Linked DNA regions of Homo sapiens: region 2 is linked to region 1. Evidence: chromatin loops called from intact Hi-C (ENCODE). Cell type or tissue: OCI-LY7. All regions are shown on one strand. Links, peaks and the distances in the headings refer to the core of each region. The heading gives the core; the rest is flanking DNA. Region 1 has its middle 65 kb from the start of MIR492. Region 2 holds the start of MIR492 (microRNA 492).

The links. Peaks named below come from ENCODE experiments on the same cell type or tissue, not always from the same donor. Only the 100,000 strongest peaks of a DNase experiment are listed, where the experiment ranks them.
Region 2: it touches region 1 in a loop (8-fold over the local background); 2 of 110 quality-filtered maps call a loop at or near these places.

Annotation. Positions count from the first base shown.
Region 1 is chr12:94,761,175-94,777,163 of GRCh38, reverse strand. No RefSeq gene overlaps it. Among named protein-coding and RNA genes, the nearest start is that of MIR492, 65 kb to the left of the region's middle. RefSeq lists enhancers at 6,084-6,643, 14,216-14,275 and a silencer at 14,596-14,645. In OCI-LY7, for the core only: no CTCF peak of the experiment used is centred there; DNase peaks (open chromatin) are centred at 7,213, 7,923, 8,223, 8,533 and 1 weaker place; H3K4me3 peaks cover 2,683 bases; H3K27ac peaks cover 4,065 bases.
Region 2 is chr12:94,824,984-94,840,972 of GRCh38, reverse strand. MIR492 (microRNA 492) reads right to left here and starts at 6,575; the gene lies at 6,460-6,575. It also overlaps the pseudogene KRT19P2. RefSeq lists enhancers at 6,173-6,672, 6,673-7,174, 9,345-9,554, 9,565-9,774, 9,925-9,974. In OCI-LY7, for the core only: no CTCF peak of the experiment used is centred there; DNase peaks (open chromatin) are centred at 9,332, 9,782 and 10,502; H3K4me3 peaks cover 1,921 bases; H3K27ac peaks cover 4,156 bases.

The sequences.
Region 1 (15,989 bases), core at 3,688-11,687:
AGTGCCTGGCATAGAATAAGGCTCACTGAGTGGTGGCGTTGGTTATTGAGGCTGAGGAAAGTATTGCACAGCGAGAACTTAAAAACAATTCCAGCTGCTTGACAAGGGCCAGAAGTTGATGGCCTTGAATCAGTGACAGAAGCCTGATGGGTGCGTGATGGTGTCTCTCCTGACTCCACGGAGGGTCCATCTGAGGTTCCCCGACATGTATATATCTAGGAATGTGTCCAGTGGAGGCAGGCTTTTAAGGTCAGACCTTACCCTGTAATGATGAATAACAATTCTCTTTGACTAAGAGATGGGCTTGAGACGCCAAGGGGTTTTGTTATTAAAAGTAAATAGCAACATGCTCTATTCTTCCTCCAAGAATCCAGAATAAATTGATTTCCTAGGCAGGGTTTGTGACTAAGTACCGAGTCTCTCACACTGTTCTCTGAAAGGTCCCAGTTAAGCCCCTGAGAGGCATGAATAGTTGATGAAGGTTTTATATTTGGACCCTTAATAAAACTGGGCTTGGCAGCTTTTAGAAAAGTGCTTCAGTTATTAAATGGGTAAGGCTGTGTGGGCCTAAAGGTACCTGTTTGGCTGGCAAGGTATTCAGGAGCATCAGGGAGTATTTCCCTGATGGGATGCTACAGGACCAGATCTGGAAAGGGAATTTTAACCTGTTTCTGACTGCAGGGTTCTGACCAAGCTTGGGCAATAGCTCCCTGCTGGAAAATGGGTATGAGGGACCACAGCAGTCATCTAATCTACTGGCATTTGGCCATGTAATATGGGAATTGACAATTATTCTTTCATCAGTGTGTTTCAGGTACCTTCTTATGTACCTTCTAATGCATATTGGTTTTCCTGTTCTTAAAGGCCCAAGAACTGTGCTGCTGGAAACAACCTCAGCCTTGCTGGTCATGAGCTTGTGTTGCTCTGTGGTTTGAGACGTGAGGCTTGATTAGGAGATAAAAGCCATGTGGGGATGATTTTCCCACCCTTTGCTCCAGAGAGGGTCCTTACCAACCTTTACACCTCTCCTGGGGTCCCTTTCCCTAGAATTCCAAGGAGTCCCCCAGTGGCTCCCCTGTGCCTAATTTCTGGGATTTGGAAAAGCTGCTGTTGAATAGGGCTATTGCTATGCACACACACACACACACACACACACACACACGTGGTTTCAGAAAGACGGAATTCAGGAGCCATGGGAAGCCGCTGCCATGGCTCCTTCCCGGGACTTACCGCCTCTGAAATGCTGCTGGGATTCGGGAAACAGCAGCTCTCTGTGTTTCTCCATGTCTGATCTGAGTGATGAGGTCCCTCCCCTTTCCCTGGAGAGCGAAGGGATGGGAAGTTAGGGAAGTTGAAGGAGGGAGAGAAGGTGCAGTGATTTACCATTTGCTTTCTGAACAGTGTTCAAGATAAAACCATACATTGAGATGCAGAAAATGAACACATGTTCTTTAATTTTACTCCTAATGGCTAACTTCATGTCTTAGTCCCTATCATGCATTAATGATAGTTGACATTCGTTGAGCTCTTACGTTTCTCATTAAACCCTCACAACCTTGTAAGAAATTACTAGTACCCCTATCTTTACAAAAAGGAAACCACACCTGAGAAAGATGAATTTTCCCAAGGTGTCGCAGCTGGTTATAGATGGCGCTTGGGTTTCAGCCCAGGCCCCACCGCAGCGCTTTCCGTTCAGTGGCGATGCTGGGCTGGCTCTGGGCTTTGCTGTCTATCTTTTTCTCCACAGTGCAAATGCTGCCTTCGATATGTTAAGACCATTTCATGGTTTGTATTTTGCATTGGTAAGGTCATGTGAATTGATTTTTTTGACATTCAGCTTTCTATGCTAGGAAGTTCATTTTATCTAATTTATCTAGGCTCTGAAAAGGAAGAGCCTTCCTTTTTTGAACAGAGCACAGAATGTTCAGAAGTCTGGGACATGCCAAGGAGAGCCCTGAAGGAGAATTTCTGGTGGAAACAGCTTACCTAGGAGACCCTGCTCTTCCTTTTCTCCCCTCTGTGCTCCCTCCCTTTGATCCCTGCAACCATCCCCACTTCCTCTGGTCCACCAGAGATTCTAATTCCCACCTGTCTTTGTAGCCCAAACCCCTTTCTTAAGGCATATCTAATAAGTAAATTGACATTTTCAAAGGAATTTTTGCTCAAAGGCAGGGAAAACAATAAAAAGAGTTAATAACCAAAAAGTATTTTTAAACTTCATGTTTCTCTTCCTAAAACTATGAATTTTACCAAGCCGCCAACCTCTTTTCCTAAAAGTATTACACCATGGCTAGGTGTGGTAGCTCACACCTGTAATGCAGAACTTTGAACTTTGGGAGGCTGAGGCAGGAGGAGCACTTGAGGCCAGAAGTTTGACAACAGCCAGGGCAACATAGTGAGACCCCATCTTATAAAAAAAAAAAACTTAGCTGGTGTGGTGGCACACACTTGTAGTCCTAGCTACTTAGAAGGCTGAGGCAGGAAGATCACTGGAGCTCAGGAGCCCGAAGCCACAGTGAGCTGGGAACGTACCACTGCACTCCAGCCTGGGTAACAGAGTGAGACCCTGTCTAAAAAAAAAAAAAAAAATTCCACTTATGCACTTGGTAGATGAGCAACCTCCTTTGCCTGGTTTGTGGATACCATCTTATTTTTTCAACACTCAAGAGCTAGTTTATTTACTACCCACTACTTTTTGAAACACAAACCTTTTTCTCCAGATAGGATCCCCCTACTCAATTCTAGTTTCCAGTCTGAGCTAGAGTGATGGTTTTAGCACATGACCACAAATTCTCCACCATTTGAAAGATGGAGCCTAATTCTCTTCCCCTTAACATGGGCTGTACTTGAAGACTCATTTCTAATTAATAGAAAGTTAAAGGAGTGATATTGCTAGACTTTGGAGACTAGATTGTAAAAGGCATTGTGGCTTCTATTTTGCCCTCTCTTAGATTACTAGCTCTTGGGGAAGCCACCTGCCATACGGCTTCACACTCAACCCTATGGAGAGGCCCACATGGCAAGGAAACTGAGGCTTTCTGCCAACAGCTATGTGAGTGGGGTATCTTGGAAGTAGATTGTGCAGCCCCAGTCAAGCCTTCAGATGAACACAGCCCTGATTGGCATCTGAACTGCAAATCTGAGTGATCCTGAACCAGAACAACCCACCTAAGCTGTCTCTGAATTCTTGACCCACAGAAACTTTGAGATAAAGGATATTTGTTGTTTTAGACTACTAAGTTTTTGGGATAATTTGTTATGTAGCAATAGATACTCAATAGAAGATGTGCACCTATTTTTCAAGTGACATTTGGGACAATGACTGTTATATGCTAGTTTTTAACTCTAATCCAGATTGTTCTTCTCTTGTTTAGGACCTTATGAGCTGGGTAAACTAAACTCTCAAAGCCTCAGTTTCTTCCTCTGTAAAATGGAGATAATAGATTCCCCCTCAATGAGTTTTTTTTTTTTTTTTTTTTGTAGTTGTTGTTGTTGTTGTTTTTGAGACAGGGTCTTGCTCTGTCACCCAGGCTGGAGTGCAGTGACGGAATCTCAGCTCACTGCACGCTCTGCCTCCCGGGTTCAAGTGATCCTCCCGCCTCAGCCTCCTGAGTAGCTGGGACTACTGGCGCGTACCACCGTGCCTGTCTAATTTTTGTGTTTTTAGTAGAGATATGGTTTCCCCATGTTGGCCAGGCTGGTCTCAAACTCCTGACCTCAGGTGATCTGCCTGCCTTGACCTCCCAAAATGCTGTAATCAATGAATTGTTATTAGTACTGCGTTCATAGTAGGCCACTCAATAAATGGATAACTGTTAGTATTATTAATATATTTTCAATTAGCATAAGTCTTGTTTCATCTCAGTTTTTCTGAATTCCTTCTTTTCTCACCTCCTTGAGAAGCCTGGTAAAGCACTTCTGTAACCCAGTGGGCACAGGCCTCTGTTAGCTGTTGTGATAGAGTGCTTGTGGATCTCCCTGGTTGACAGTAAGCTTCATGAGAATGGGGAGGAACATACTGTTTTTGTTTCCGTAGTGTCTAACACCAAATAAATGAATAAATGAATTATATAGCTCCTTCTGCTGTATTTGCACATAAGCTGTTATTGGCATTCAGTGTTACTAAAATGGTTAACTCTTATCTCCAGCCAAAGAAGATGTGCATTAAAAAACAAAAATGCATTGGAGAGTCTATTGTTCATTTTGTTCTCTGTCTTTCCAGCCCAGAAAATCTATGATTTTACTGTCAATTTGTGTAGGCAGACAATAGTTCTCACTTCCATATATATATATTTTTTTTTTACCATATAGGGCCCACTTTAGCATATAAGGGCCATTTCAGGGAAAATGTTGCTGTGAGAACGTCTTCACAATAGCTGGAATATAAGTTGATTATTCAAGACATTTTAATTTTAAAATTGTAATAAACATTTATTGAACACAAATTCTCAGATGGAGGGTATTAGACATTTTTCTCTAGAGTTGGAAGGCAGCATAGAACAGGCAAAGGGAATGAAGTTGTTTCTGACTTAAGACCAAATCCAGATCCCAGAATTTACAAGCTATATAGCTGCCCAGCTGTGGCCCCAGCTGTTTCTTCCCTGAGTGTCCATTTGCTCTACTCCATGTGGATGACAATGAAGAACATCAGAGAATACTCCTCACCCTGCCCTCTCCCTGCCCAGGCTTCCATGAATCTTTTCATCGTCTGTTCCCTCTCTTTGGTGTCTGTGTATTCACCAGATGTTTAATAGGTATTTACCATATGTCAAGCAATGCTGGGCACAGGGCTGTACCAACAAACAAGACCTGGTCCTATTCCCTGAGGGCTCCCTGAGGGCTGACAAGCTGGGATCTGCACATGGGGTGAGTGGGTAGCAGGCAGCTCTTTAACATGGCATTATGGGGTTAAATTTCTCCTAGCACAAATTCTGGGTCAGATTGAGCCCCTGGTGATTGTCTCTTTCCAGTTGGTAGGCTCGGATGCTGTGGAGTGGTCCAGTGTGGGGTTTACTCTCAGTTTTGCTTTGCTAAGGGAAATCTGGGACTTGTTATTCTGCGGTTACATCATTAATTAGTGATACTTGCAGCAGTAAACATCATGTCAGCTAAAATTAGTAATTCTGCCACCTCTTCTGCTGAAGCTAAATGGGAGGGAGAGCTGGATCTGGTGGGATGTGCGCCCAACATTCCCAAACCAAAGGCAAAAGGACGTTCAGCAAGGTTTAGCAGGGAAGAAGGACTGTGCTCAGGTGCGCATGTAAACTGGGCAGGAGAGCTCTTGAAACAGGAAAAAGACAACTTGTTCATGTTGCTCAATGTTTTTCCTGGTAATCCTTGACAAAATTCATGCAGTTCATCTATCCATACACAAGGAGTGCCTGCTATATATCGGGAGTAATACAGAAGTAAAAGAAAGGGCTCGCAAGAAATCTGTGATCTAATTAAAAAGATAGATTATAGTGTTATAGATTTTTAAAAAATATTAGCATCCATTGTTGGTAAAGGGAAAAGGAGATGAACATCTTTAAACACTGATGCTGGGAGTATTAATTGATGCAGTTGTTCTAGAGATCAATTTAGCAATACTTACAAATGCTCTAATTTGTATTTCAATTTGTCAAGCAAGTCCACTTATGGGAATCTATCTGGAGAAACTAATAATGGAAATGTGCATAAGCACGCAAGAATGTTTATTGTTATTTTTTATGGTAGCCAAGAAGAAAAGGAAACAAGTGAAATGTCCCGTAATGTGGTGTTATTGACAACCTTGTCTGGCCGTACAATGGAATGCAATGCAGCCTTGAAACAACGCATTTTAGAAGAGAGTTAAGTGACCTATGAAATATTAATGCCACATTGTTAAATGAAAAGAGTAGATCACAAATCAATAAGAATCCCATGACTCCAATTTTGCATAATATGTGCATAAAAACAATGTCAACAGTGGCTATTTCTAGGCTCTTTGAATCTTCAAATTTGTGTTTGTTGTGGATTCCCAAATTTTCTACAGTGAACACATACTGCCTTTGTAGTTATAAAAAGCCGTTGACAATAGAAAGTAATAAAAGTGCAGTTTGGCTAAAGGCCTCGGCCAAGTGCCTGAGAGCCCAAGAGTGGAGCTCAGCAGAAACAAGGCTGTTCTTTTTCTCATGTGTGCGTGTGTGCATTATTTCATTCAACAAATACCTGTTGTGTTTGCAGGCATATGTTAATCCACGCATCACACAACCATGGAGCACTTACCATTGCCAGAGGCTGTGCTGAGGGCTGTAGGTACAGAAGCCTCAGCTCCACAGATGAGGAGCCGATTGTCATGGAGCGTCTCTTCTGTTGGAAAGAAACACAAGCAGATAAACAAACAAGAGAATTGTAGATAGTACCAAATGTTTTGAGGAACATAGCCAGGGTATTTTAATAGAGAGTGACTGGGCAGTCAGGGGTGATCTCTGAGGAGTTCACAGCTATGGAAAGACCAGGAAGAAAAATAAACATGAAAATGCCCTGAAGTAGGCACCTGCTTGGCTTTTGAAGGAGAAAGAAAATAAGTCAAGTGTGTCTAGAGCCTGGGGGAGTGAGGCTCCCACCTACATCTCTAACCTGATCATGTGTCTTGCTCCCCCAGGCTACCTACAGCCCCCATATAGTGTTATTGTCAGGATTAACTGAGATAATACACAGTGCCTGACAAATTAAACCAGCCTTAAACATTTTTGTGAGGTAATCAGGAAAAGTGGAGCACAAACGGGTTATTTGGCTGTATCAAGGATTTATTATCAATTTTTTAGGCATTATGACATTTGAATGTTTATGTTAAACAAAGGTCCTTATCTTTTAGAGGTACATGTTAAACTACTCATGAATAAAATGTTATAATGTTCAGGATTGACTTCAAAATTACCCATGGGGAGGGAGGCAGTGGCTGGGGGGATGACCCTAAGTTAATGATTAATAAAGCTGTACTCTGGTTACATGGAATCCATTTTAACATTCTCTCTTTTGTATGTTAGAAATTTTTATGATAAGAAGTTTCAAGTTCACACATCAATAAAAGTTTGGTGGAAGATGAGCCCACAGTAAATATCTCTTAAGTCTTCTTACTTCTGGAGATGCAAACCCACAAGCAAACTCTCCCTTTTCTGTGACATTCACTATTCCGCCTTTCTCGGATGTTAAGCTTCCTTGCAGAGGCTATTTTGAGGTGTGTGTCAATGCATGGGGCCATCTGTCATGAAGGAGTGGCCGAACGTTTTGCTGTCACAGCAGCAGAGGATGTTTTACTTAATGACTTTTAAATTATGCTTTGCATTTTCTAAGATAGTGTCTTCTGTGGGGAATAAGCTCACTGGATAGCACAGTTTGCTTTTAAATTGGGTCCAAGCCTTTTCAAAACATTAGATTAGAGTCTCACCTAAACTGTCTTTCAGGAAAGGCAAAGGATATGTATAGGGGAAGAAAGGCAGTAGGCCGAGAAACATGAATGGCCTCAGTTTTCTTTCAGCCTTCTCCTTAACAAGCTACATGGCTTTGGACATGTCATTTAGCTTCTCTGAGCTTCAGTTTCCACATGTAAGGAATAAGAGAATTGGACTAATTTCTCTGGTCCCTTCCAATTCTAAAAATCTCCTTCTTACTGATAACTTTCTCACTAAATATATTCATGTTCACTGGAGAAAATCAGGAACATGTGGAAAAGGCAAAGACAGAAATAAAAATCACCTTCGCTCTACCACCCAGAAGATAACTATTTTCAGTGCCTGTATATGTTATTCTTCTTAAGAATCAAATTCATGCAACATATTTTGTTGAACAACTAATCGGTACGTTGCATCAACCATTGAAGGAACGTAAAGATAAGCAGATGTGGTCTCTTCCCTCAGGAGTTGGTAATTTTATGGCCAGCACAGTTTCCTGCTGCTTTACATAAGGGGCACTCCCCATGAGAGAGAACCTTGCGTCCGGCACTACACTCTGCTGAGTTTTAATGCTGTTTGCATTGTTATTACACCCGTATTTGAAAACTTTTTTTGAATATTATTTCTTCCGATTATGTGCAGAGGTAGAGCTCTTATGGGCAGGCTAATGCGTAAAGGGTAGAATTTTCCAAGAAAAGCAACAGATGCTCTTAAACCAGACTTTCTTTATTATATTCATTTTCTTTGGCTGCCTGCCTCTAACATATCAGCACTGATGCGGAGAAGCAACTTGTCTGCTTTGAATTTCACCTGCTGCCCTTGGGCCACACACAGCCTCCTCTGATGAAGCCTAATGGGCAATGCTGCAGTCAGGGAGCTGGAAGGCCGGCAGAGGAGGAGAAGGCTTTAGGTGCAACGGGGGGAATCCGGAAGCTAGCCCTCCTTCCCTGGGACAATTCACTTTGCAACAGGAGGCAGCAAGAAAACCTAGAAATCTGGCGAAAGTGGTGAAAGAGCACTGAAGGGAGGGAGGAGAGAGGAAAGGGTGGGGATGTGGAGAGACCAACTTATTTGGTTGAAATGTGCATATATTTGGCTGAAATGTGCATTCAGCGTGTCAGGGCTGCTGTATTATTCATGAAGCTCTCATGTGTCTTTTTCCACACCAGTTTCAAAGAGGAGATGTGTGATCCGAGCCTGGCAGAGTGCCCTGCTTACACAGCACCACCCCAGTACCCTGCCCTCACTTCAGGGGAATCTGGGTCTGTAGCCACAGCAGTCAAGAGTGGGGATTTTGCATTATTCTCACCTTCCCTGAATGTAGCATTCCTGTACCCACAAATGGAACATCAGTTCAAATAGTAAATATTGTATTTAAATTTTCTATCACAAACTTTGGGCATGTCTTTGAGTTTAGCATAGATGAATGTTCGCCATCATTCCATTATTTGAAAAAGTTCCTTAGCGCCCCCTCCCTCCCCTCTACGAATGGAATTTGCCTTCCAAGGTGCAGGAAAGAGACATGAAAGAAGAAATAAATATTTTTGATGGCATGCATTTGAGAATTTCCTAGTTCTCAAGGAATTCAGGCCTGACCATAACTTATTGGGTGTTTTCCAGAAAGGCAGTTAGAAACAAAGAATATGCAGAGAAGGAAATTCAAGTCCCATAACACAAATGGACATTGGAAAATCTGCCTTCCTCTTTTTTTTGTTTTTGTTTGTTTGTTTGAGAGGAGTTTCGCTCTTGTTGCCCGGGCTGGAGTGCAATAGCACAATCTCAGCTGGCTGCAACCTCTCTCCCGGGTTCAAGCAATTCTCCTGCCCCAGCCTCCCAAGTGGCTGGGATTATAGGTGCCCACCACCACGCCCAGCTAATTTTATATTTTTAGTAGAGATGGGGTTTCACCATGTTGGCCAGACTAGTCATGAACTCCTGACCTCAGGTGATCCACCCGCCTCGGCCTCCCAAAGTGCTAGGATTACAGGTGGGAGCCACTGCTCCCAGCCACCCTTCCTTTTAAGAGGGACACAGACAACAGGGAGCATGGGAACTTTGACGGTGTTCATCCTGGAAGGGAAAGTTCTGGAATAACACTTGGCCATCTCCAGATACTTGGAGGCTGTCACATGGAGGAGGAATTAAACTTCCTCTGCACATGATGCAAAAGTGTTGAACTGATTTATTAGTGTGTGAAAACAACAGACAGATTTTTCTTTAGGAAACATTTATAGGGTGATATACAAAGATGGAAGATCTTTCCACAGAGAACTAGAAAGTTTCTGGTCCCTTTAGGCAAAGGTTAGGAGACTGCTTCCCCCCCGCCACCCCTGTCCCACCCCCTGCCCACTGATTCCACCCTCCTCTTGCTTGCTGCCCTCTCAGCACATATCTTTCTTCCAGTTCCCCAAAGGAACCAAACCTTTTCTACATCATTACCTCTGTGTGGAGGTTACCCACCCTTTCAACATGCTAAAGTTTGTTTACCTTTAGGCTTCAGTTTAATTGTTACATCCTCCTATCTATATGTCTTTACTGGCCCCTTACCTAAAGACGGTCTTACTGTGAAACCATGCCATAACGTCTCGTATTTTTCCTTTACAACACTTACCAAATTGGGCTGGGCATGGTGGCTCACACCTATAATCCCAGCATTTTGGGAGGCTGATGCAGGCAGATTGCTTGAGGTCAGGTGTTCGAGACCAGCCTGGCCAACATGGTGAAACCCCATCTCTACTAGAAATACAAAGAATTAGCTGGGCGTGGTGGCACACAACCATAGTACCAGCTACTCAGGAGGCTGAGGCAGGAGAATCACTTGGACCTGGGAAGCGGAGGTTGCAGTGAGCCAAGATTGTGTCACTGCACTCCAGCCTGGGCAACAGAGCAAGATTCCATCTCAAAACAAACAAAACCACTTACCAAATTGATGCATATAGACACACACATATATATAATATGTATATCAGATATATGCACACAGTATGCTTACATGTATGTAAAACAACACAAATATACACAAATATAATTTGTGTAACCATTTGTTTAATGTATGTTTCACCACTGGAAGGTTTGCAAGAAATACCATGCCTGTTTTATTCATTCCTTCTTCTGTTGTGTACAGTGCTCGGAGTGTAGTAGATGCTCAATAAATGTGTCAAATGGCTGGATGAATTAGCAATATTCATGCACCAAAGTATCATGATTCTTGTTACTCTAAGAGTGGGATATGAACCACTGGAGATGACTTTAGATGTGACCTGAGTCTAGCACTGGATAATATTGTATCACCTTGAGTGAAAGTACTTTTATTTTCAATTTACTTTCAATCCCTCTGATGTTATTAAAGAGAAAAGCATGGTTTGATGATGGTCTTTAATCACTGCTGACCACTTGCCAGCCTCCCTGGTCTACACAGTGAGATCAGGCCTCAGCCAGCAACACTGTCTAACTGGACTTCAATAACATGTTTTGTTTCTATTGCATTATTCATAGGTTACCTTTTATTTGTGACACATGATATTGATTTTTCTTTTATGGAAGTGACACAAAGTCTCCTTTTAAAACAAAACTATATAAGTAAAAATGTGAGTATATTTAAGAGAAATATTAAGGAAATAGTAGTACAGTTATGATATATTAGTGGTTCTTGAATTACTGAAATTTTGGTTTTTGAAGTGTTTGAAGTTTTGGAACTACCTAGAAGGTCACTAGAGTCCAAGATGCACTCCTGAGTCCATCCCCAAACTAGTGCAGGACCATGACAAAGTAAATGCAATGAAGTGAGTTTCTCCCAAAGCTAAGTTGGTTCATTGTCATTCTGATAGCATGTTCTTTTTTGAGATTAAAGTATCTTTTCCCCAAATAGATGATGATTTTTAAAAATTGCCCCCAAATCTGGCTGGGCATGGTGGCTCATGCCTGTAAGCCCAGCACTTTGGGAGGTTGAGGTGGGTGGATCACTGGAGGTCGGGAGTTCAAGAGCAGCCTGGCCAACATGGTGAAACCCCGTCTCTACTAAAAATACAAAAATTAGCCAGGCATGGTGATGTGTGCCTGTAATCCCAGCTACTTGGGAGGTTGAGGCACGAGAATCTCTTGAACCTGGGAGGCGGAGATTGCAGTGAGCCAAGATTGTGCCACTGCACTCCAGCCTGGCAATAGAATGAGACTCCGTCTGGAAAAAAAAAAAAAAAAGTTGCCAGTAAAATCTTGTTTGCCTCCTGTGTGAATAATATGAGAGCAGTTGGTCCCACTCTTGTGTGTGTGCGTGTGTGTGTGTGTGTGTGTGTGTGTGTGTGTGTGTTGGTCCCCAGTGCAAATGCAGATGTGTCATGCATACTACCCTAAAGTAAAAAGCATTTGTGTGTTGTTTTCCCTTTATTTCAAATAGGGATTGCAAGTATCATATTTATAAAAAAAAAGATTGTGAAAATAATTTCTAGATATGGTGAGCACTGTATAAGGGATGTCATAGGAGAACGAGATGGTTGGGGGAGTAGAGGGTACTAGGGGGAGGGTGTTTCTGTAGTAGTTTCTTCCATTGGAGACAGAATAGGGATGGGAGGGGTCTGAGGGCAGTGGCTCCTAGATGGCAGGATGAGCATTTGGGGGGCAGCAGCCTCCCCATTTTCTGAGATAGGTGGTGTCAGAGGTTGGGCAAGGAGGAGAACAGGGGTTGGCAGAGGAGAGACAGGCAGGTCATCTGTGGAGGGATCCACACTTCAAGTGCTGCTGGACACAGGGAGGCTCCTGTGCCCCAGGCATCAGCCTGGAAAGAAGTTAGCCTGTTGCAACATTGTCGTAACTGCTGCCTTTCTCGCTGTTTGTGTCTGTGCCGAGTTTGCTTTGCTTATAGAACCCAAACTGCGGTTGGACTCTTAGGTCCCCATTAGAAATTTAGCAGAAATCATAAGACCAGAGAGATTATGGCCTTACTGATTGCATCAGTTTTGGCAACTGCCTAATTAGAAGCATCCAAAGAACGAGACCTTTAAAATGACTTATACTTGTTATAACCCATGATCAGCCTTTGGCTTCTCATTTGAAGCTGCTGCCTGCGGTGGCATCATAGTTAGATACTTACTGTATCTAACTGATACATAGCAGGGACTATGATTTTCTCTCAGACTTAAACCATGGTCAGCAGAACTATATTTTGCTTTTGAAAATCAGAACTCTTTCAAGGTAACATGCTTCAAGAGGAGTGATCTTCTCCCCTCCCTAAAATCCAGATGTTATACTTCGAAGTTAAAAACAACTGGAAACTGAAAAGTCTAACTGCAAGCCGCCTTCTCTGCTGTTAAGCAGTCAGCGTTCACCTACAATGGTCTTTCTCTGTTTTTGCCAGTAGGTGGTGACAGTGCTGTCTGTGCAGTTTACTTAAGTCTCTTGTTATTTATTTATTATTTAAATAATACCTCTCTCTCTCTCTCTCTCTCTCTCTCTCTCTCTCTCTCTCTCTCCGTCTCTCTCTCTCTCTCTCTCTCTCTGTCTCTCTCTCTCTCAACAGAGTCTTGCTCTGTTGCCCAGGCTGGTGTACAGTGGTGGGATCTCATCTCACTGCAACCTCCACCTCCCGGGTTCAAGAGATTCTCCTGCCTTAGGCTCCCAAGTAGCTGGGATTACAGGGACCTGCCACCACACCCCGCTAATTTTTTTTGTATTTTTAGTAGATACAGGGTTCCACCATGTTGGCCAGACTGGTTTTGAACTCCTGACCTCAAGTGACCCACCCACCTTGTACAAATACATACATATTATAGGAAGAATTAGAAAACAGATAAGCACAAAGGGAGTTGGGGGGTGGGGGTTGGAATTGTATAATCCCACCATCTGTAGATAATCACTGCTGAAGTTCAGGCATACACAGCCTTTGTGGTAAACTGACCTAAGCCAGTTTAGTGGTTCACAGCTAATAGGTTATGTATGGTTGATACCAGGAGCCTCCAGTGATGACAGATCTCTACTCCACAACCTCTGTAAGGGTGAAAGGAGAAAGCAAGAGCAGTTCTCAAACCAATCCTGCTACGGGGACAAACATGCATGACCAAGCAGGCACACAGCCTGTGCTGTAAACTGCGCTGGAGAGGCCCAAGCTCCCAGCTTTCAGCCGCTTAGACAAACACCTTGCATGAAAGGCTCTCCTGTGGCCTGTGCAGCAGCAGTGTTGTAGCCATAGCATTGAGCTAACTTTACTTAGAGTCACGCAGGCCACAGAATCCTCCATAACGTAAGACTGGAGGGATGGAGGCTGCTGGCGTTGCTGAATTCTCACACCCTGGTCATAAGAAGGCGGAGTGGCCTGTACAGCATTTCCAGCTGATCCATATACAGCAAGTCCTCAAATGATGTCATTTCAATCGGTGTCATTTCATGATCACCTTGATGAGAAAGTCTGTTCCTGGCTGGGGCCCCTGTCTGTGTGGAGTTTGCACATCCTCCCACATCTGCATGGGTTTTCTCCAGGTCTCCCAATTTCCTCCTACATCGCAGAGATGTACATGTTTGGTTAACTGGCATGTGGTCCCAGCCTGAGTGAGAGAGAGAGAGCGTGTGTGTGTGTGTGTGTGTGGCAGGGGTGTGTGTGGTGGGGGTGTGGGTCTGAGTGCACCCTGCTAGGGGATGTATCCTGTCCAGGATGGGTCCCAATGTTGCAGCCTCAGCTGCCGGGACAGGCTCCAGCTACCCTTGACCCTGAAACAGGAATAACTGGGCAAATAATTATCTTCCTTGTGTTTATTAACCTTACTTAAATGTATGTATAGCTCACATGTATTTCAGTGTTTAATATTATAAATGTTTTGGTTTTTATTTAGAAGTTTTGTGATTTTTTTTGTGATCAGAAATATGCCATAAGAACTTAGCTCTTGTTGATCTCAATTAGCCTGTGGCAAAATCAGTTTCACTATATGTTGTTTCACTGAAAGTTGCAGTTTCCTGTTGATGACATGAAGTGAGCCCTTACTGCACTGTCGTGCATTGCTTAACAACAGGGATATGGTCTGAGAAATGTATCGTTAGTCAATTTTGTCATTGTGTAAACATCATAGTGTACTTATACAAACCTAGATGGCATAGCCTACTACACACCTACACTATATGCTGTAGCCTGTTGCTCCTAGGCTAAAAACCAATACAAAGTGTTACCATACTGAATAGGCAGTTGTAACATGGTGGTATTTGTGTATTTACACATATCTAAACAGAAAAGGTACAGTAAAAACACAGTGGGTTATAAAAGATTAAAAATGGCACACCTGTATAGGGCATTTACCATGAAGGGAGTTTATAGGACTGGAAGTTGCCCTGGGTGAATCAGTGAGTGGTAAGTGAATGTGACCACTCACACAAGTGTAAACTTTAAACGCTGTATACTAAGACTACACTATATTCATTTAAAATTTTTTCTTTAATAATAAACCTTAACTTACTGTAACTTTAAAAATAAATTTTAAGAAACTTTTGACACGTTCATAATAACACTTAGGACACAAATATATTGGATAGCTATACAAAAAATAGTTTCTTTATATCCTTATTCTGTAAGCTTTTTTCTATTATTTATATTTTTACTGTTTCAATTTTTTGTTATAAACTAAGACACGAACACACACATTAGCCTTGGCCTACACGGGGTCAGGATCATCAGTTTCACTGTCTTCCACCTCCACGTCTTGTCCCACTGGGAGGTCTTCAGGGGCAATAACACATTTGAAGCTGTCATTTCCTATGATAACAATGCCTTCTTCTGGAATATCTCCTGAAGGACCTGCCTGAAGCTGTTTTACAGTTAACCTCTTTTTTTCATAAGTAGAAGGAGTACACTCTAAAATAACAATAAAAAGTATAGCATAGTAAATACATACACTGGTAACATAGTTGTTTTATTATCAGGTATTATGTACTGTACATAGCTGTATGTGCTACACTTTACACAAATGGAAGAGTAGTAGGTTGGTTTCCACCAGCAACACCACAAACACATGAGTAATGTATTACGCTGCAGCATTATGACGGCTGTGAGTCACTAGAGGAGGATGGGAATTTGTCAGCTCCATTATAATCTTAAGGAGCCACCATTGTTTCTACACAGTCCATTGACTGAAACGTAGTTAAGCAGTGCATAACTGTATTTTGAACACCTATTTTCATCCAAAATAATTTCTAATATCCACTATGCTTATTAACAAACCGTCTGATGTTTATTAAAGATAAAGGCAGCCGAAGCCTTATAATAGCCAATTTTTTTGGAAATACCAATTTTTTGTTAAAGTCTTTCAAATGCTAAGCAACTGCCCCTAGAGTATAAATTAAGACTCATACACCTATATACCATACTGTTTGTGCTGGAGTATTTTAAAGAGAATTAGAGACACTTTTTCGATTTATATGTGTGTGTAGGTGTGTATAAATTGCTTAACACATTTTAATTTATGGTCATTGTGTATGTATTAACAAAAGTGACATCACATGCTATATAATATATAGTTTCATAACCTACCTTTTTCTTTAATAACATAAATATATTTCTAAATCAAAATAACTGTGTTATCAGTTTTAATGACTGCATAC
Region 2 (15,989 bases), core at 5,193-13,192, 62 kb before region 1:
CCTCAGCCTCCTGAATAGCTGGGAGCACAGGCATATGCCACCATACCTAGCTAATTTTTTATTTATTTATTTTTAAAGACGGGCTCTTGCTATGTTGCCCAGGCTGGTCTAGAACTCCTGGCCTCCCAAAGCACTGGGATTATAAGCATGAACCACTGCGTCTGGTTGATGAGAACTTTTAAATAAATGCTTTCCTTTAAGGTGATGGGGAAGATTTTATCTTTTCTTCTCATTCATGACTTGTTGAGAGTTTCGTGACAGCATATCTCTTGAGGAAGCACTAAGCATTTAATCAAGAAAGAGAGAGGAGAAAGCAAAACCTCTCTGTAAATGAATTAATATTGATGCACTTTCAGAATTTGTTCTTTGGGTGTGTTAATAACTCATTCTATGCGGGTCTTCAAAGTGCTGAGTGATGGGACCATAGCCAGAAGCAACAGGCTAGAGCCTTGCCATGCTTGGGGGCTTATCACTTTTCATCCAGGTCCTCGCAGCAGTGGTAATTAGGAAAGACCCTTGGGGTACAGCCTCCAGTGAAAATAGAGGATACATGCTGTTCCTCCTGGATGCATGGTCATCATGGCTATGGTATTCATTAGTGAGAGAGGCTCTGATGCATCCCAAACTGGGGGTGTCTGGGCAACCTCAGGGATTTTATGGGAACCTGAAGCCTTAGGATACACGTGCTGCATCTTCTTGGAGCATTGCTTTGTTTGGTTTAGTTTTCACACTTTTTTTTTTTTTTTTTTGAGACAGAGTCTCACCTTATCGCCCACGCTAGAGTGCAGTGGCGCGATCTCAGCTCACTGCAACCTCCACCTCCCGGGTTCAAGCGATTCTCCTACCTCAGCCTCCTGAGTACCTGGGATTACAGGCGCGTGCCACCACACCCAGCTTATTTTTATATTTTTAGTAGAGACAGGGTTTTATCATGTTGGCCAGGCTGGTCTCGAACTCCTGACCTCAGGAGATCCACCCACCTCGGCCTCCCAAAGTGCTGGGATTACAGGCATGAGCCACCACGCCTAGCCTAATATGAGTATCTTAAACAACATGGTATGTTCATCAAAATGAAAACATTTACCTTGGTACAACACTGTTAACTTTAGTTGTTAACTACATACTTTATTCACATTTTCCCAGTTTTTCCTCGAATGTTATTTTCTGTTCCAGGATCCAATCCACATTTTATTTAGTTGTCATGTCTCCTTAGTCTCCTCCGATGTATGATACTTTCATCTTCCCTTGTCTTATATGGCTGCTATAGTTTGGATGTTTGACCCTTGCTAATCTCATGTTGAAATCTGATTTCCAGTGTAGGAAGTGGGTGCCTAATGGGAGGTGTTTGGGTCATGGGGGTGGATCCCCAGTGAATAGCTTGGTGCTGTCCTTGTGGTAATGAGTGAGTTTTCACTCTGTTAGTTCCCATGAGAGCTGGTTGCTAAAAAGAGCCTAGCACCTGTACTCTCTTTCTCTCTCTTTTTTTGTGATAAGGTCTTGTTCTTTCACCCCGGTTGAAGTGGACTGGTGTGATCACGGCTCACTGCAGCCTCAACCTCCTGGGCTCAAGAGATCATCGCACCTCAACTCCCCGAGTAGCTGTGACTTAAGGCACGCATCACCTTGCCCAGTTAATTTTTCTATTTTTTGTAGAGATGGCGTTTCACTATGTTGTCCAGGCTGGTCTCGAACACCTGGGCTCAAGAGATTCTCCCCTTTTGGCCTCCCAAATTGTTGGGATTACAAACATGAGCCACCGTGCCCGGCCCCTCTCCTCTCTCTTGCTTCTCCTCTCACCATGTGATCTCTGCACACACCAGTTCCCTTTCACCTTCTGCCATGAGTGGGAGCAGCCTGAGGCCCTCACCAGAAGCAGATGCTGGCACCATGCTTCTTGAATAGCCTGCAGAACCATGAGCCAAGCATGCAGATGTTGCTTTATAACAACACTAAAAGGCTTGAGACGTATGACCTTGACACTTTTGAAGAGTCGTGTTCAGGCATTTTATAGAATGTTCTTCCATTTGGGTTTGTCTAGTGTCTTCTCAGGATTAGACTGAGGTTATGGACTTTGGGGACAAATACGATTCAGGTGATACGCTGTTCTCACTGCGTCCTTTGAAGGAGTACATGATGTCAAGATGGCTTGGTACTGGTGATGTCTCATGTCTGCTAGGTTTCACTACTGTAAGGTTACTGTCTTTCCCTTTCCATCATTGATTAAGTAGAGAGGAATCACCAAGTCCAGCCCATACTCAGGGCATGGGGGGATTAAGTTCCACCTCATGGAGGAGTATCAAAGAGTCTGTGGACATATTTTAAAACCACCACAGTAATTAATATTTGTATTAGTATTCAGCTAGGAGATATTTTAAGGTTGTGCAGATAATGTTTCTCCATAAAGTTTCACACATTAATTTTATCTTCATCAGTGGATCTTGTTAAAGCAGTTATTACTATGGTGTTTAATCATGATTTCTTCTTTTCTTTCTTAAAAAAAAATTTATAAACTGTAAAGTTCTGTATTAATGTCCATAATCCTGCTGTCACCGAAAGTGCAACAGCTGATCATTCCCAGGAAGACTGAAGGCCATAATTTTTTTTAGGGCAAACATTTCTGCTCCAGTGAAATACAGGTGATTTTCTATTTTCCTAATTCTTTCTATAATTATTAATTGGAATTCTTTTGTAAGGAAGATCTGTCCCTTTTGCTATATTTACTTAGTCACTTATTTATTTCAGTATAGGCTCACAGATATTTGTTTTATTCTATGATCTTATACTACTATCCCCCCTTTTTTCCCTCTAATTTGTTCCAGCTTTGGCTATTGGGAACTCCTTCAGTTTGGCTTATACGTCCATTTGACATGCCCCATCTTTCTTCTTTTTTCCTTTTCTCACCCTTTCCTTTTTAAAAAAAGCACCTCCTTTGCTTTCTGGCATTCTAAGATGTCCAGGTTCATCTTGTATTTTCCTTGCTGCAGTTCTTGAGCCAGCCATTTCTTCAAGGAACACTGGTCTCTTGGAGGTCATCTGGAGGATGGTATTTAGAAACCAAGATCCAGATACTAAGTGTGCTTGTTGCTGTAGGGACATCACAGCTTCAAGGCCGCCTGAGTGGAAAAAGCTAGGAAATATATGTGACATGTACACCCATATATAGTGTGTGTGTGTGTGTGTGTGTATATATAATGTATATACACACACATCCCTATATTTCTGTATCTGTGTGTGTGTATAAAACAATGCCGGCCAGGCATGGTGGCTCATGCCTGTAATCCCAGCACTTTGGGAGGCCGAGGCGGGCGGATCACGAGGTCAGGAGTTCGAGACCAGCCTGGTCAATATGGTGAAACCCCATTTCTACTAAAAATACAAAAAAATTAGCCAGACATGGTGGCGCACACCTGTAGTCCCAGCTATTCAGGAGGTTGAGGTAGGAGAATCGCTTGAACCCGGGAGGAGGAGGTTGCAGTGAGCCGAGATTGCGCCACTGACTCCAGCCTGGGAGACAGAGTGAGACTCTGTCTCAGAAAAATACAAAAAACAAACGAACAAAAATCAATGCCATGAGTCATACTGATATTGCGACATCACTTTTACTCAGTAACTTTTTGGAGAACATGATTTTAAATTTTATTTTTTTTTAATGAGAATAAACTTATACAGTTGACCTATTAGGATGGCATTTGGCCACAAGCAAAAGAAGAGTTATCCAACAGTACTGTAAACAAGCAGGGGTCCACATTCCTCACAGTCATCCTTGGAATAAGTGGAGGCTGGCCTGGGCACAGAGACCAGGACAGTGTTAGTGCTCAGGGCTGAGATCCTCTTGGCCTTCCTGGCTCTTTCCCCATGGCGGCAGATGGCTGCTATAGCAGCACTAAAGGCAGTGGAAGGGTCAAAAGGCTTCTTTTGTGTGATATGGTTTGGATATTTGTCCCCGCCCAAATCTCATGTTGAAATCTAATCCCCAGTGTTGGAGGTGGGGCCTGGTGGGAGGTGTTTGGGTCATGGGGCAGATCCCTCATGTCTTGGTGCTGTCCTTGATATAGTGAGTGATAGTGAGTGAGTTCTCAGGAGATCTGGTTGTTTAAGTTTGTGGCACCTCTGCCCCAACTCACTCTTGCTCCTTCATTCGCCATGCCATGTGACATGCCTGTTCCCATTTTGCCTTCTGCCATGAGTAAAAGCTCCCTGAGGCCTCCCTGGAAGCTGTGCTCAGGATGCTGGTGCCATGCATGTACAGCCTGCAGAACAGTGAGCCAGTTAAAACTCTTCTCTTTATAAATTACCCAGTGTCAGGTATTCCTTTATAGCAGTGCACGAATGGCCTAATACGCTTTGCATAAACCTATGTCTTTTTTTTTTTTTTTTTTTTTGAGATGGAGTTTTGCTCTTGTCGCCCAGGCTAGAGTGCAGTAGCATGATCTCGGCTCACTGAAACCTCTGCCTCCCAGGTTCAAGCGATTCTTCTGCCTCAGCCTCCCGAGTAGCTGGGATTACAAGCATGTGCCACCATGCCCGGCTAATTTTTGTATTTTTAGTAGAGACGGGGTTTCACCACGTTGGCCAGTCTGGTCTTGAACTCCTGACCTCAGGTGATCCGCCTGCCTCAGCCTCCCAAAGTGCTGGGATTACAGGTGTGAACCACCGCACCTGGCCAAACCTATGTCTTTTTATTGGGAAAGGAAAGTTTCCCTGCTGACCTCCCTGTTTAGTGAGAACCGAGTTATTCTTGCCTTTGACTTGTCACTGGCCAAAGAGAAGGAGAAAACCAAAGAAAAGGTTGAATCCCATCATCATTCACTTTCTGAGGCTGAGAGAGGGACCTGTCCTCCCTCAGATTGGGCTCAAAGGGGACAGAAAGGGCTGCTGGGTGTGCACATATAGGGTGGCCTAGGATGTAGACTTCTTAGGAACTTTTAAAGATAGGAGATACTTAATGCTTACCTTCCAGAAGGAGAAATGGAGACACAGAAAGGTTAATGTACTGGCCAAAAGTCACAGAGTATGTGCTGGAGCCAGGGTTGGAAGCCAAGGAGTGTGGTTCCAGAGTCTGTAGACACACGCTAGCCACAGGCACGTTGGATACAGTACACTCTGGGATCTGGACCTGCAGGAATGCAGGCCCGTGTTGAAAAGGTGCCAACCCCTCTGGCTCATTGTGGGTCCTGGCAATCCACATTGCAGGGTCACCTTTTTTTTTTTTTTTTTTGAGACGGAGTCTCGCTCTGTCGCCCAGGCTGGAGTGCAGTGGCGGGATCTCGGCTCACTGCAAGCTCCGCCTCCTGGGTTCATGCCATTCTCCTGCCTCAGCCTCCCAAGTAGCTGGGACTACAGGCGCCCGCCACTACGCCCGGCTAATTTTTTGTATTTTTAGTAGAGACGGGGTTTCACCGTTTTAGCCGGGATGGTCTCGATCTCCTGACCTCGTGATCCGCCCGCCTCGGCCTCCCAAAGTGCTGGGATTACAAGCGTGAGCCACCGCGCCTGGCCCAGGGTCACCTTTTTGACTGAGATGTTTTCTGTTATAGTTGTCCCTTAGGCAATGTGAAGAGGCACCCCTGTCCATTACACCGTAATTTGACTTGGCCTTCTGGATCATTTTATGTGTTGACATTTGCCCAAGAGGAGCCTGGGGATTAGACTGGAACTTTTCTTTGCTCTTGTTTTTTTTTTTTTTTCTTCCCTTGAGCCATAAAATTTTGCTGGCAGGTCAGGGGAAGAACCAGGGGTAAGGGTCTCTTCCTTCCCATCCTCCTACCCAGGAGACGTGCTTTGAGGAGAGCAGAGGCCCCAGAGCCTGCAGCCTCAGAGGACCTTGGAGGTGGACAGGTTGTTGTAATGATCTTCCTGGCCCTCAAGCAGGCTGCGATAGGTGGCGATCTCCTGCTCCAGGAGCCGCTGGTACTCCTGATTCTGCCACTCACCATCAGCTCGCACATCGCCCAGCTGGGCTTCAATACTGCTGATCAGTGCCTGGATCTGCACCAGCTGGGCTCCAAAGCATGCCTCTGTTTCTGCCAGTGTGCCTTCTAAGGGAGCTTTCACGCTGAGCTGCGAGTGCAGCTCAATCTCAAGACCCTGGAGGGTGCACTGCAGGTCAGTGACCTCAGACCTGCTTATCTGGAGCTGCTCTATGTGGCCAGTGACCTCCTGGTTCAGTTCCTCAGTCCAGCTGGTGAACCAGGCTTCAGCATCCTTCCAGTTCTGCTTGGCCATGATCTCATATTGGCTTTGCCTGTCACTCAGGATCTTGGCAGGTCCGAGCTGAATCCACCCTCACATGGACCTGGTCTCCCACTTGGCCCCTCAGGGCATTGATTTCCTCCTCATGCTTCTTCTTCAGGTAGGCCAGCTCTTCCTTCAGGCCTTTGATCTGTGCCTCCAGATCAGTCCTGGCCAGGGTCACCTCATCCAGCACCCAAACACTCAAACCAAACTTGGTTCAGAAGTCATCTGCAGCCAGTTGAGCATTGTTGATCTGCAGGACAATCCTGGCGTTCTCAATGGTGGCACCAAGAATCTTGTCCCGCAGGTCCTCGATGGTCCTGTAGTAGTGGCTGTAGTTGTGGGAGGGCCTGTGCCCCTGCTTCTGGTACTAGTCACGGAGCTTCACCTCCAGCTTGCTGTTGGCTGCCTCCAGGGCGTGCACCTTGTCCAGGTAGGAGGCCAGGCAGTTGTTGAGGTTATGCATGGTGAGCTTCTCGTTGCCCGCAAGCAATCCGTTGGACCCAGACAGGATGCCGCTGTAGCCCCCCGAAGGAGGACAAGGACACGCCGCGGCTGCTGGAGCCCCTGTGCCTGCTGGGGGACTGGAACTTTTCTAGTGAGCAGTAGAGACTGCAGTCCAGCTCGTAGGCAGCCACAGTGCTGAAGGAAGGAGCAGCCATTAGGATAGTTATGTGCTTGTCCTGGCTCTGTCACTACAAAGATTTGTGACCTCAGGCAAGGTCCCGAATCAGATGGTCTTAAGACAGTGTATCATTTCATCTGACTTTGATGGGCACAGACATACAGTCCCCCTTTTTCTGTCTCATTTCCCTCATCTGTGAAATAGGGGAACTGGAGGGATAATCTGGATAAACCTTAACATGCTTGTCAGAGGAAAGTGGGGCCCTGAACAAGAGCTGGGAGGCCCCCAGTACTTCTCTCTGCTATCTGTTCTGTGTCTTCTGTCCACTCCTTCATATGAGCTACAAGGAATCTCTGCAAAAGAGGTGAGGTGGGAACTCAAACTGAGAGGAGTGGAGACTGAGGACAAGCCAGGAAGATACGTGCCGAGAAAGATGCCAGGTGAACTCGATCTTAGACCCCACGGCGGCGTTCTCTCTGGGCCCTGGCTAGTGTCAGTCAGTGATCTCAGAGTCAGCAGATCTATTTCTCGCATCTGGATGCCAAAAAGCAGGAAATCCCTGGTCTTGGCTGGGATCAGGGGATAATCTCAGATGTGAAGGATAGGGCAGCAAGCCCTCAGATGGGCTTCCAGGCAAGTCTTGTCCCCAGTGGGAGCCCATAATTCCTTTTTTCAGCCACTTGGATCTTTTGCTTTTTAGTTTTGGTGACTGATCTTCTGTTCCAGCCAGGGAAAAAAAATTATCTGCGCAGAGGCTTGCTCCAGGATTCTCTTTCTTCTTCTTCTTCTTTTAACTAGGGACTGCTGATGTCGTCACTTCTGTTTTATTTTCTTTTGGAATTTATTCCTATTTTACAGAGTCCTTCCCTGGCCTGATGCTCTCAGGCATAAGCTTCGTGGTTAAGCTTCCCCCTTCCCCCTAAGTCTTGTTCTCTTCCCAGACACAGGCACTTCCCCCTTGGCTGTCTGAGTAAACACAGCCCCTGCCTCTTGGGATTCTACCTAATAGCCCTTTTGCCATTTGAGGCCTGGCCTGGTATCAAGTTTCTTCTTTTAAAAAACAGCCTTGGGCTGGGCGCTGCGGCTCTGCCTGTGAGCACTTCGGGAGACGGAGGCAGGCAGATGGCTCTGGGTCCAGGGGTTTAAGGCCCGCCTGGGCAACATGATGAAACCTCATCTCTTCAAAAATACAAAAATTAGCTGGGTGTGGTGGCATGCACTTGTGGTTCCAGCTATGGGTGGTGGGGGCTCTGGAGCAGGAGGATTGCTTCTGAGCCTGGGAGGTGGAGATTGCGGTGAGCTGTGATCGCACAACTGCATTCCAGCCTGGGTAACAGTGAAACCCTGTCTCAAAAAAATAAAAATAAAAATAAAAAAATAAAAACAGCCTTTAAAACCCACATTTATTTTGATTTCTAAAGCAATATATGTCTGTTGTGGAAAATTTGGGAAATAAAAGTAATAAAGAAGACAATAAAGATCAACCTTAATCCCAGTGCCCAGAGAATTAATGTTTCATGCATTTTATTTCACTTTCTTCTGGAAGTATGTATATACATGTGGGTATGAATATTTAACATAGTTGGAGCCATACTGTACCTAATGGTTTATAATACGTTTTGCTTTTATGTTCTCACTAACCCCTGTGGATATGACCCTAGACATGTCTTTGAATTTTTTGAAGTTAAATTATGCTCTACTTATTTAGTGACCATACACTCACTTTCTACCTTTTTTTCCTATCATCCCTTCTTTACTCTCATTCCCCTGTCTGTTTTAGGATGATGATGAGGAGGAGGAGGATGATCAGTCATATAGAAACTCTCGGTATTGATACATTCATGCTTGGAGTGCTCTGTAATGTTGATGCTGTTATTATCCTCTTATTAATGGAAGAGAAAACAGAAGTTAAGGAAATTGCCCAGGTTACGTGCCCTAGTAAGGGACAGAACTGGATTTGAACTTTGACACTAGCTGCAGAGTCTGGACTAGCCTCCCTTGATATTCTTCTTGTGAGCGCTTCTTTTCTGGGTCGAAGATAGCCTGATAGCATTTTCCAGATTTTGTGGATAAAGCTGGGTGTTAGTCTTGGCCTGGCCACTTCCATCCTCTGTGGCCTTTAGTAAGTTATTTCACCTCTCTAGATCCCTGTGGGCCTTTTTGGGTCTCAGGGTCTATGACTTTCTAGTGGAAAGAAAACAACAGAGACAACTTTCAAGGACAGGCCCAGAATGATAGGAATATCATTGTCTACTTGATTTCAGGGACACTTACATTTGGCTCTAAAAGACATTTCTGTGAGGAAGTTGGTTTTCTCCACACTTTACTAAGGCAGGAGCTAGGTGGTGCCCAGGAGAAGTCCCCACAGGGGCTGTGAGGTTTTCTTGGATGCTAAGTTAGAGCGGTCCTCATGAAGGGTAAGCCCCATGACATATTTCCCTTGAGTGTGCTGAGGTCACAGGGCTTCTGTGGCTCACCAGCAAGTGTGGGGAGTGAAGAGCATGTGTCCCTCCCTGGCACAGGCACCCGGCCCCCTGCCGTGTTGTGGTATCTCTTCCCAGATGATCTTTGAGGTGTGTGGCTGGAAGAATGCTCCAGTCAGCTAAAGTGGGGTTCTTTAGTCGCAGTGTGTGCTGGTGGGCGAGTGAGGTGGGCTGGGCAAGCCAGAGGTGACTGCTCTGCTTTTCCTGACATCAGTGATGGGGTTGTCTTGCTTGGTGCACAGGTATTTTTCCAGGGTTCTGTCCTTCCACTCACTGACCAGAAAAAGAAAAAGAGAACAAGAAGACGCTTGTCTTACAAAATAGAAAGTTTACCCCATGCAGTTTCCCTTCCCTTTTCATATAGATGTTACAAAGCAAAAACACACACCCACAATGAGGGGTTTTTGAACTTGGCTGGGTTTCAGCTGTCACCCAGGAAGCAGTCAGCACTGTACGTGGCCCGTTGCTTTACTCTGCAGGTGTTGGTGATTCTCGGGTGCAAGGCCTGGCAATTGTGTTCCTGTGCCAGGTCCTCTGCACATGGCTTTCTTTGTTTAGTGTTATTTCCCCTGTTTGCCAGGCTTCTCTGAGGAGATGCTGACATTTTTTCTTTGTCCAGTTCTCCTATCCTAGAAACAAACAAAAACTGCACCTTTTAAAAATGTTTTTTTCCTATGGTTGAATTGGAAAATATCTTGCTTTAGCCAGGGAATAGCACAGCTTTTGTTCTGTTAGTGAAATGATCCAGGGATTTTATTTCAAAGTATAAGGTCCCTAAGATAAGGAATGAGGGTTATAAGGGAACATGGTTATGTTTGGGCAGTCAATTAAATTGAATATAGCAGTGATGAAGCACTAAATGTACATTAGGAACATACACATATCAGTCAAGTTTTCAAGTCTCCCAAGGAAACTACAGTCATAGTGATGGTAATGATGATGTGTTGATAATAAAAAAATAACATCGGCATTTGTTGAGTATTTACCATGTGCTGTTAATAGATAGTGTGCTAGTTTAAAACAACTCTGTAGTATGTATTAATTTTTTGTATCAGAACAAGAAACTGAAACTCAGTCTAAGTAACATGCTAAAGTCAGCTAGTAAGTAGGAGTGCTGGGTTTTACACACAGATTGAGTCCACAGTTCCAACCCTTAACCTCCAGGCAAACTGCCTGCAAAATCATATTTTAACAGATGTGGGGCCGGGCATGGTGGCTCATGCCTGTAATTGCAGCACTTTGGGCCAAGGTGAGTGGATCGTTTCAGGTCAGGAGTTTGAGACCAGCCTGGCCAACATGATGAAACCCTGTCTCTACTAAAAATGCAAAAATTAGCTGGGCATGGTGGCAGGCGCCTGTAATCCCAACTACTTCGGAGGCTGAGGCAGGAGAATTGCTTGAACCCAGGAGTCGGAGGTTGCAGTGAGCTGAGATTGTGCCACTGCATTCCAGCCTGGATGACAGAGCAACACTCTGTCTCAGAAATTAATAATAATTAAAAAAAGAGATCTGGGTATTTTAGCTTTAATTAAAAAAATAATAAAGAGAGATAGAGTCTTGCTATGTTTCCCAGGCTGATCTCAAACTCCTGGGCTCAAGCGTTTTTCCTGCCTTGGCCTCCAGAGTAGCTGGGACTACAGGTGTGCACCATCGTGCCTGGCTTATAGCTTTAAATTTTGAGATACCTGAAGAAAGTGCTTTTGATAAATAAAATTGAAGAAGAAGGAAATGTATTCTTTCTCTCCATTTTGTTTCTATCTTTGGATTGCCTGTGACTCATCATGAATATGACTGGAAGATCTGCCCTCTGAACTGAGCCCATAACTTTACTGAGGTATAATTTACATATCTAAAGTCCATCCATTGTAAATACATTGATTTTTAGTGAATTTGTAGAGTTGTGCAATCATCTCCGTAATCCATGTTTATAGAACATGCCCATTACAGCACAAGGTGGCCTTGTGCCCACTTGCAGTTAGTCTCTTCTCCCACCCCCAGTCCTGGGCAACCACTAATCCACTTTCTATCTTCATACATTTGCTTTTGCTAGAAATTTCATATAAGTGGAATGATTTAATATAGGGTTTTGTGACGGGCTTTTTCTCCCTTAGCATGTTTTTGACCCTTTTCACTGTTGTAATGTACATTGGTAGTTCCTTTTTGTTGCTGAGTATCTCATTATATGGATATACAACATCTTGTTAACTCATTCACCAGTTGATGTTCGTTTGAGTTGTTTCTACATTTTGGCTATTATGAATAATGCTGCTATAATCATTTGTATGCAAGTTTTTGTGTAGACAAATGTTTTTATTTCTCTTGGGTAGACACCTAGAATTGCAATTCCTGGGACATATGGTAGATGTATATTTAACCTTTTGAAAAGCTGTTACAGTGCCTTCCACGGTGACTGTACCATTTAACCTTCCCATCTCTGGGGTATGAGGGGGTTCCAGTTGCTCCACATCCCATTCTACACTTGATATTGTCTGTCGTTTTGACTATAGCCATTCTGGTGGGTGTGTAGTAGTATCTCATTGTGGTTTTAATTTGCATTTCTGTAATGACTAATGATATTGAGCATTTTTGCGTGTGCTTATTAGCTGTTTATATATATATTTTATTATACTTTAAGTTCTAGGGTACATGTGGACAATGTGCAGGTTTGTTACATATGTATACAGGTGCCATGTTGGTGTGCTGCACCCATTAACTCATCATTTACATTAGGTCTATCTCTTAATGCTATCCCTCCCTCCTCCCGCCACCCCATGACAGGCCCTGGTGTGTGATGTTCCCCACCCTGTGTCCAAGTGTTCTCATTGTTCAGTTCCCACCTGTGAGTGAGAACATGCGGTGTTTGGTTTTCTGTCCTTGCGATTGTTTGCTCAGAATGATGGTTTCAAGCTTCATCCATGTCACTACAAAGGGCATGAACTCATCCTTTTTTATGGCTGCATAGTATTCCATGGTGTATATGTGCCACATTTTCTTAATCCAGTCTATCATTGATGGACATTTGGGTTGGTTCCAGGTCTTTGCTATTGTGAATAGTGCCACAGTAAACATATGTGTGCATGTGTCTTTATAGCAGCATGATTTATAATCCTTTGCATATTTATAGCAGCATGATTTATAATCCTTTGCGTATATACCCAGTAATGCGATGGCTGGGTCAAATGGTATTTCTAGTTCTAGATCCTTGAGGAATCGCCACACTGTCTTCCACAGTGGTTGAACTAGTTTACAGTCCCACCAACAGTGTAAAAGTGTTCCTATTTCTCCACATCCTCTCCAGCACCTGTTGTTTCCTGACTTTTTTGGTCCATATGAACAGTTAGAATGACTTCGCCATTCTAACTGGTGTGAGCTGGTATCTCATTGTGGTTTTGATTTGCATTTCTCTGATGACCAGTGATGATGAGCATTTTTTCACGTGTCTGTTGGCTGCATAAATGTCTTCTTTTGAGAAGTGTCTGTTCTTGTCCTTTGCCCACTTTTTGTTGGGGTTGTTTGATTTTTTTCTTGTAAATTTGTTTAAGTTATTTGTAGATTCTGGATATTAGCCCTTTGTCAGATGGGTAGGTTGTACAAATTTTCTCCCATTCTGTAGGTTGCCTGTTCACTCTGATGGTAGTTTCTTTTGCTGTGCAGAAGTTCTTTAGTTTAATTAGATCCCGTTTGTCAATTTTGTCTTTTGTTGCCATTGCTTTTGGTGTTTTAGTCATGAAGTCCTTGCCTATGCCTATGTCCTGAATGGTAATGCCTAGGTTTTCTTCTAGGGTTTTTATGGTTTTAGGTCTAACATTTAAGTCTTTAATCCATCTTGCATTAATTTTTGTATAAGGTGTAAGGAAGGGATCCAGTTTCAGCTTTCTACATATGGCTAGCCAGTTTTCCCAGCACCATTTATTAAACGGGAATCCTTTCCCCATTTCTTGTTTTTGTCAGGTTTGTCAAAGATCAGATGGTTGTAGATGTGTGGTATTATTTCTGAGGACTCCGTTCTGTTCCATTGGTCTATCTCTCTGTTTTGGTACCAGTATCATGCTGTTTTGGTTACTGTAGCCTTTGGTTACTGTAGCCTTGTAGTATAGTTTGAAGTAGTATAGTAGTGTGATGCCTCCAGCTTTGTTCTTTTGGCTTAGGATTGTCTTGGCAATGTGGGCTCTTTTTTGGTTCCATATGAACTTTAAAGTAGTTTTTTTCCAATTCTGTGAAGAAAGTCATTGGTAGCTTGATGGGGATGGCATTGAATCTATAAATTACCTTGGGCAGTATGGCCATTTTCACAATATTGATTCTTCCTGTCCATGAGCATGGAATGTTCTTCCATTTGTTTGTGTCCTCTTTTATTTTGTTGAGCAGTGGTTTGTAGTTCTCCTTGAAGAGGTCCTTCACATCCCTTGTAAGTTGGATTCCTAGGTATTTTATTCTCTTTGAAGCAATTGTGAATGGGAGTTCACTCATGATTTGGCTCTCTGTCTGTTATTGGTGTATAGGAATGCTTATTTTTGCACATTGATTTTGTGTCCTGAGACTTTGCTGAAGTTGCTTATCAACTTAAGAAGATTTTGGATTGAGACGATGGAGTTTTCTAAATATACAATCATGTCATCTGCAAACAGGGACAATTTGACTTCCTCTTTTCCTAATTGAATAACCTTTATTTCTTTCTCCTGCCTGATTGCCGTGGCCAGAACTTCCAACACTATGTTGAATAGGAGTGGTGAGAAAGGGCATCCCTGTGTTGTGGCAGTTTTCAAAGGGAATACTTCCAGTTTTTGCCCATTCCATATGATATTGCCTGTGGGTTTGTCATAAATAGCTCTTGTTATTTTGAGATACGTCCCATCAATACCTAGTTTATTGAGAGTTTTTAGCATGAAGGGCTGTTGAATTTTGTCAAAGGCCTTTTCTGCATCTATTGAGATAATCATGTGGTTTTTGTCTTTGGTTCTGTTTATATGATGGATTACATTTGTTGATTTGCGTATGTTGAACCAGCCTTGCATCCCAGGGATGAAGCCCACTTGATCATGGTGGATAAGCTTTTTGATGTGCTGCTGGATTCCGTTTGCCAGTATTTTATTGAGGATTTTTGCATCGATGTTCATCAGGGATATTGGTCTAAAATTCTCTTTTTTTGTTGTGTCTCTGCCAGGCTTTGGTGTCAGGATGATGCTGGCCTCATAAAATGAGTTAGGGAGGATTCCCTCTTTTTCTATTGATTAGAATAGTTTCAGAAGGAATGGTACCAGCTCCTCTTTGTACCTGTGGTAGAATTCGGCTGTGAATCCGTCTGGTCCTGGACATTTTTTGGTTGGTAGGCTATTAATTATTGCTTCAATTTCAGAGCCTGTTATTGGTCTATTCAGAGATTCAACTTCTTCCTGGTTTAGTCTTGAGAGGGTGTGTGGGTGCAGGAATTTATCCATTTCTTCTAGATTTTCTAGTTTATTTGCATAGAGGTGTTTATAGTATTCTCTGATGGTAGTTTGTATTTCTGTGGGATCGGTGGTGAGATCCCCTTTATCATTTTTTATTGCATCTATTTGATTCTTCTCTCCTTTCTTCTTTATTAGTCTTGCTAGCGGTTTATCAATTTTGTTGATCTTTTCCAAAAACCAGCTCCTGGAGTCATTGATTTTTTTTTGAAGGGTTTTTTGTGTCTCTATCTCCTTCAGTTCTGCTCTGATCTTAGTTATTTCTTGCCTTCTGCTAGCTTTTGAATATGTTTGCTCTTGCTTCTCTAGTTCTTTTAATTGTGATGTTAGGGTACCCATTTTAGATCTTTCCTGCTTTCTCTTGTGGGCATTTAGTGCTATAAATTTCCCTCTACACACTGCTTTAAATGTGTCCCAGAGATTCTGGTATGTTGTGTCTTTGTTCTCATTGGTTTCAAAGAACATCTTTATTTCTGCCTTCATTTCGTTATGTACCCAGTAGTCATTCAGGAGCAGGTTGTCCAGTTTCCATGTAGTTGAGTGGTTTTGAGTGAGTTTCTTAATCCTGAGTTGTAGTTTGATTGCACTGTGGTCTGAGAGACAGTTTGTTATAATTTCTATGCTTTTACATTTGCTGAGGAGTGCTTTACTTCTAACTATGTGGTCAATTTTGGAATAAGTGTGATGTGGTGCTAAGAAGAATGTATATTCTGTTGATTTGGGGTGGAGAGTTCTGTAGATGTCTATTAGGTCCGCTTTGTGCAGAGCTGAGTTCAAGTCCTGGATATCCTTGTTAACTTTCTGTCTCGTGGATCTGTCTAACATTGACAGTGGGGTGTTAAAGTCTCCCATTATTATTGTGTGGGAGTCTAAGTCTCTTTGTAGGTCTCTAGGGACTTGCTTTATGAATCTGGGTGCTCCTGTATTGGGTGCATATATATTTAGGATAGTTAGCTCTTCTTGTTGAATTGATCCCTTTACCATTATGTAATGGCCTTCTTTGTCTCTTTTGATCTTTGTTGGTTTAAAGTCTGTTTTATCAGAGACTAGGATTGCAGCCCCTGCTTTTTTTTGTTTTCCATTTGCTTGGTAGATCTTCCTCCATCCCTTATTTTGAGCCTATATGTGTCTCTGCACATGAGATGGGTTTCCTGAATACAGCACACTGATGGGTCTTGACTCTTTATCCAGTTTGCCTGT